2 separate regions of the Homo sapiens genome follow, and region 2 is linked to region 1. Evidence: chromatin contacts called from ENCODE Hi-C data. All regions are on one chromosome and are shown on one strand. Each heading gives the region's core, a stretch centred on a gene start or an enhancer-like site at or near the end of the contact. The rest is flanking DNA. Distances are from core to core; before and after follow the strand shown. Region 1 has its middle 72 kb from the start of MIR4771-2. Region 2 overlaps ACOXL (acyl-CoA oxidase like).

The links. A loop is a pair of places that touch in the nucleus more often than their neighbours do. Pooled maps may share reads with other maps.
Region 2: a loop to region 1 is called in a map of endothelial cell of umbilical vein, with 4 times the contacts of the local background. The contact joins two enhancer-like sites. A Hi-C loop is called at or near these places in 1 of 168 maps with a recorded cell type or tissue (endothelial cell of umbilical vein), 2 of 37 single-sample maps with no recorded cell type and 1 of 50 pooled maps.

Annotation. Positions count from the first base shown.
Region 1 is chr2:111,697,630-111,700,378 of GRCh38, forward strand. No RefSeq gene overlaps it. Among named protein-coding and RNA genes, the nearest start is that of MIR4771-2, 72 kb to the right of the region's middle. Within about 2 kb of position 1,407, at least 20 of the 41 ENCODE cell types and tissues checked have a DNase peak (open chromatin) inside an H3K27ac peak, as active enhancers do; they include endothelial cell of umbilical vein, where a contact is called at or near this core.
Region 2 is chr2:111,070,646-111,073,345 of GRCh38, forward strand. The region is part of intron 16 of ACOXL (acyl-CoA oxidase like); the gene reads left to right. Among named protein-coding and RNA genes, the nearest start is that of ACOXL-AS1, 44 kb to the right of the region's middle. Within about 2 kb of position 1,291, at least 9 of the 41 ENCODE cell types and tissues checked have a DNase peak (open chromatin) inside an H3K27ac peak, as active enhancers do; they include endothelial cell of umbilical vein, where a contact is called at or near this core.

The DNA of each region.
Region 1 (2,749 bases), core at 157-2,656:
TTTATATAACATTTCTAAAATATAGACACGGAGAACAGATTAGTGGTTACGGGGGTTGGGGACGATGGGGGCGGAGGGGGTGTGACTGCGGAGGGGAAGCGCAGTGTCCCTTTGTGGCGACGAATCAGTTCTGTGTCCTGATTGTGGTAGTGGTTTCAGTGCTCTCCACATGTAATAAAATGTCATAAAACTATACACACACAATATACCAATGCCAGGTTCCTGGTTTGGGTACTGTACTATAATTATATAAGATATAACCAATGGGGGAACCTGGGTGGAGGGTACCCAGGACCTCTCTGTACTATGTTTACAACTTCATATGAGTCTATAATTATTTCAAAGTAAAAATTTAAAAAAACAAGAAGATACATAGCAGAGAGTCAATATACACATTTTCAACAATAAACATGTAGACCTCCTGAAAAAAACAAGCTTTTTTTTTTCCTTTTCCTCTTAACAAGGATGTGCACAACTTTTCCCTTGGAAGGAACTTAGACACACACCAATTAACCCCGTGATGCCTGTCAGTAATGTTGGAGGAAGAGAGACAGGGCCTCTCAGGTGCAAGAATTAGGATGTCCCCAGCCTGAATGCCAAGAAACTCCTGTGGCAGCCAAGCCCCCAGGGTGTCAGACCCCTGAAGGGAAGTCTGAGCTCCTCTTTCTTTCCTTAAGTGATCCTGGGAGAGGTCACAGGGCAGCAGGGCCGGGAAAATGGCACGTGGAAAGCGGTCACTTCAGAACCAGAAGGTGTTCTTTTCCATCTCATCACCTTCTTAAGACAAACCACTTTCCCTCCTTTTCAGTTCTATCTGAACCAACAGCTACAAATAAATAAACACCACTGTTTGCAAAGGCCACAGAGATTAATATTATTATTAATATTAATAGTATTAATGGAGTCTAATCATAGTAAATACATAGAGATGAAAGATCTTTCCCAAAGCAAGTTATTGATAACTATTAGGGTTGACAACTGAAAGATACATTTGCAATTTATTTTTGAAGCCACATAGATTCATTTCAGCCGACCCTCTAGTTATGGGACTAGACCACATTCAAGTTGCCTTTCAAATAGTACTGTAAAATTAAAATTTAAAAAGCATGTAGACGTGACTTTAAGGGACACTCAAGGAACTACCAAACAAGAGCTCGGCAGCCAACACCCTTTAGTGAAAAGGGTAGGACAGTTTGGGGTTGGCACCTGGGAAAATGGTCCACATGATGACCTTTGCAGGGGTGCTGCCCTGTCCTGTTCCCAGCAGCCTCGCCCCCTTTCTTGCCCGGCTCGCTCCTCCTCCTCCTCTGACCCTGTCAGTCAGGCGTTAACTGACCTTCCCAGGGCTGGGCACCTTCTATAGGAGCTTCCTCCCCTTCTCCCCGTCCATGGGAATGAGTCAGCAGGGTTTGGTTGGCTCCACTTCCTGCCTGTGGTTATTATAGCTGACTCATCAGACCATCCTGGGTACACAGTTCAGAGTCTTGATGCAATTCACTTCACGTTAGATCATATTTCTCTCCGTCATTAAATATTCTTGGAAAACATGATTTTCAATGGCTGCAAATATTGCCAGGACCATCTGCTTGCTGAATGCTGGTGTGCGAGCTGGCAGAACCTCCATGTGCTCCAGGTCTCTGATCCATACGTGGAGAACGCACACCCACATGTGGCCATTTGCTGGTATTCCGTCACTCACTAAGTCCCCAGCAGAGCTACTGCTCTGAGTCTAAGCATCTAAGTATCAAAACATGATACACACACACACACACACACACACACACACAGCCCTAAAACAAATGTTACTGTGATCCTGAAGCCACTTGTTTAAAGAAGTTTACTTTCTTTTCCACCTGAACAGTGATAGACAGCCAGTGTGCAAGTTCAAGGAGATAATATTAAAGAATTATTGGATCATAGATGTTTTGAAATAATTATGCTCACCACACATAAGATTCATTCAATAGGCATTACATGCCCAAAACACATAACAATCTAAAGGCTTTAAAATAAGGCAGTTTAGGCCAGGTGAGGTGGCTCACACCTGTAATCCCAGCACTTTGGGAGTCCGAGGTGGGTGGATCACAAGGTCAGGAGATCAAGACCATCCTGGCTAATATGGTGCCTGTAGTCCCAGCTACTTGGGAGGCTGAGGCAGGAGAATTGCTTGAACTTGGGAGGCGGAAGTTGCAGTGAGCTGAGATTGCGCCACTGTACTCCAGCCTGGGTGACAGAGCAAGACTACATCTCAAAATAATAATAATAATAATAATAAATAAAAAAATAAACAGAATAAGTCAGTTTTCTACCTATCTGAATAGATACTGTAATGTTAAAATTATCACCACAAAGTTCCTCACCTTTTAGGAACTCGAGCTGGTAAGGGTGAGGTGGACTTTTATAAACCCTCAGGACAGTGGCTGGGCGGAGACTTTCTTCACACAGTCCATCTTCTGGACTAAAGAAGAGAGGCCGGGCGCGGTGGCTCACGCCTGTAATCCCAGCACTTTGGGAGGCCAAGGCAGGTGGATCACCTGAGGTCAAGAGTTCAAGACCAGCCTGACCAACATGGTGAAACCCCATCTCTACTAAAAATACAAAAAAGTTAGCTGGCCATGGTGGTGGACACCTGTAGTCCCAGCTACTTGGGAGACGGAGGCAGAAGAATGGCGTGAACCCAGGAGGCAGAGGTTGCAGTGAGCAGAGATCAAGCCACTGCACTCCAGCCTGGGCGACAGAGTAAGACTCC
Region 2 (2,700 bases), core at 41-2,540, 630 kb before region 1:
AAAAGTTAAAAAAAAAAGTCTTTGCTTACCTTCTCCAGAGCTTTCCTCTGTCTCCCTTTGTGCTTGTTGATTTTACTTCTTGTAGATGGGTTTTCTGTACTTTTCATTTCCCGCCAGTTGAAGCGGCCAGGATACAGCTATGTTTCATCTTTTCAGTAAGGCAGAAAATAGCATGTGCCTTGGGTCTGACTGTCTGTGGCCTGTTCCTGCTTTCCCTCGTGGCCTGTATGTTTGATCCATTTCACCAGCGCATGGCCCACCGTTGCCTAACTGTGATACTCAGCTCCCCAACCTCAGGAAGAGAAATAGTCACCCCTGCTTCAGAACATGGTGGTGAAGAGAGCCATCTTGGGCTACTCAAAATCCAAAGACTTAGAAGGAAAAGCTCAGATTCATTCTCAACCCTCCTCTCCCCAGAGCACTTGGCTACCAGAAAGATCCAGCTGCCACTGCCTGTCACCTTTCTAAAGAAGCATAGTTTTTAAGACACAAGACTATTGAGCAGGTTGGATTTTAAAAATTGGGAAACATCTCCAAGCAGTTTGGAAGGAAAAGAGACTCTGATCTTGAATAACCTCCTCAGGGGATCAAAGAAAAAGACCCACTAAGATGAACATCCCCCCTCTTGCCCCATTCAGGTTAAGTATAAATAAGACTTGCCCACCTTGGGAGACCTGAGCTCACACCTGCTGCTGATGACATGGAGGAGACTGAGCAGGGGAGCCACAGGGATTAGAGATGGGCATTGTTCCAGTCTGGCCCAATTTTTATTCACTTTCCTATTGCAAGGAATGCCCTTAGAAATTGCAAAGCCATTGCATTTTGCTAATGCTAACAGAAATTCCTTAAACTAGGAGATTGTGCCACTGCCCATCAATTTTACAAGGCAATAATGCAGATCCCAAGTGGCTAAAGTCTGAGGCAGAAGGCAGAGCACTTCATCACAGTGAGAGAACTGGGTTGTTGCTGGGGGAAGCTGTTCTGATATCACGCTGGTATTACCATGCATTAATAAGCTTTGTTCATCTTCTCTGACACTGGAGGGCCAACCCTTTTGCTTCATCTTCCTGCTTATTATGCAGCTCAGGCCATGGAGATGGGCTGCCTGCTTGTCATAAATTGTAGGCAAACTCCCTTCGTTCTGTTGTTGGTCCCAGTGGGCTTGAGCTCCTGGGAACCAAGGCTTTCAGTTCCACAAATGCACACTGAGCCCTGATGCCAGGCTAGGCCCTGTGGGGAACTCCAAGATACATGAGCCACAGTTCCTGCCTTTGTGATCGTGTTGTGGTCAGGGAGAAAGTCACATGGCCTAATAATTATACCAACAGGCAGAATGTGTAACAGACAGGAAAACAAACAGCTGTGGGAACTCAGGAAGGGAAGGAGTAACTTTCAATGAAAGAACAGGGAGATCCTTGGACAAGGTTTCAGTACATAGACACTTAGAGAATGCAGCCGTTTCAGCCTGGAATTTGCCATAGCAAAGAAGAGGGAGCCCAGAAATAAGAAGATGACACACGAAATATATGTATATGTAACCAGAATAATTTAACCATCCTAAAATAATCCTTTATGCTATGGCTCCATAATTGTTCTCTCTCTCTTCCAGCAGCCCCTGGTAACCAATGATCTATTATTCTTCATCACTATAATTTTGTCTTTTTGACAAAATTCCATATAAATGTAATCATACAATCTGTAAACTTTTGATATGGACTTCATTCACTCCGCATGATGTCTTTGAGATTCAGCCAAGTGGTTGCATTCATCAACAGTGAATCATTTTCATTGCTGAGTACTGGTCCGTTGTGTGGATTAGCAGAGTTTGTTTTTCCATTCACCCTTTGAAGGACATTTGGGTTATGTCCAGTTTTTGACAATTGTGAGTAGAGCTGCTATAAGTATTCATGTACAGATTATTATGTGAACATAAATCTTCATTTCTCAAGGACCAAGTTTCTTACCTCAACATTGGCACTGCCAACCTTGACATCTGGGGCCAGATACTTTGTTGTGAGGGAACTGCCATGTGCATTGCAGAATGTTTAGTTTATCCCTGGCCCCTACTGATGCCAGTAGAACTCTGCCAATTGTGGCAATCAAAATGTCTGCAGACACTGACAAATGCAAATATCATCCACACCTGAGAACCACTGCTCTTGGTTAAATACCCAGGAATGAATTTACTGGATTATATGGCAAGCATATAACTTTAGAAGAAACTTTTTGTTCCTGATGTATGAGAGATCCAGTTACTCAGCATCCTAGCTGACACTCAGTATTGTGTATTTTTTATTTTTCCTATTCCAATAGATATATAGAGGCATCTTACTGTGGTTTTAGTTTGCATCTCCCCAGTAGCTGATGCTGTTGAAAATCTTTCGATGTGCTTGTTTGCCATATGTATCCCCTTTAGTGAAACTGATAAAATCATTTTCCCATTTTTAATTGGATAATTTGTTTTCCTACTGTTGAGCTTTGAGAGTTATTTATAGATTCTAAATACAAATTCTCTTTTGGATATGTGACTTTTGCAAATATCTTCTCCCATTGTATAGTATGTATTTTCATTTCCTTATCAGTGCCTTTTGCAGAGAAAAGTTTTTTATTTTGATGAAATCCAATTTATCCATTTTTCTCTTTCATGAGTTATGCTTTTGATGCCAAACCTAAGAACTCTTCGTTAAACCTCAAGTCATG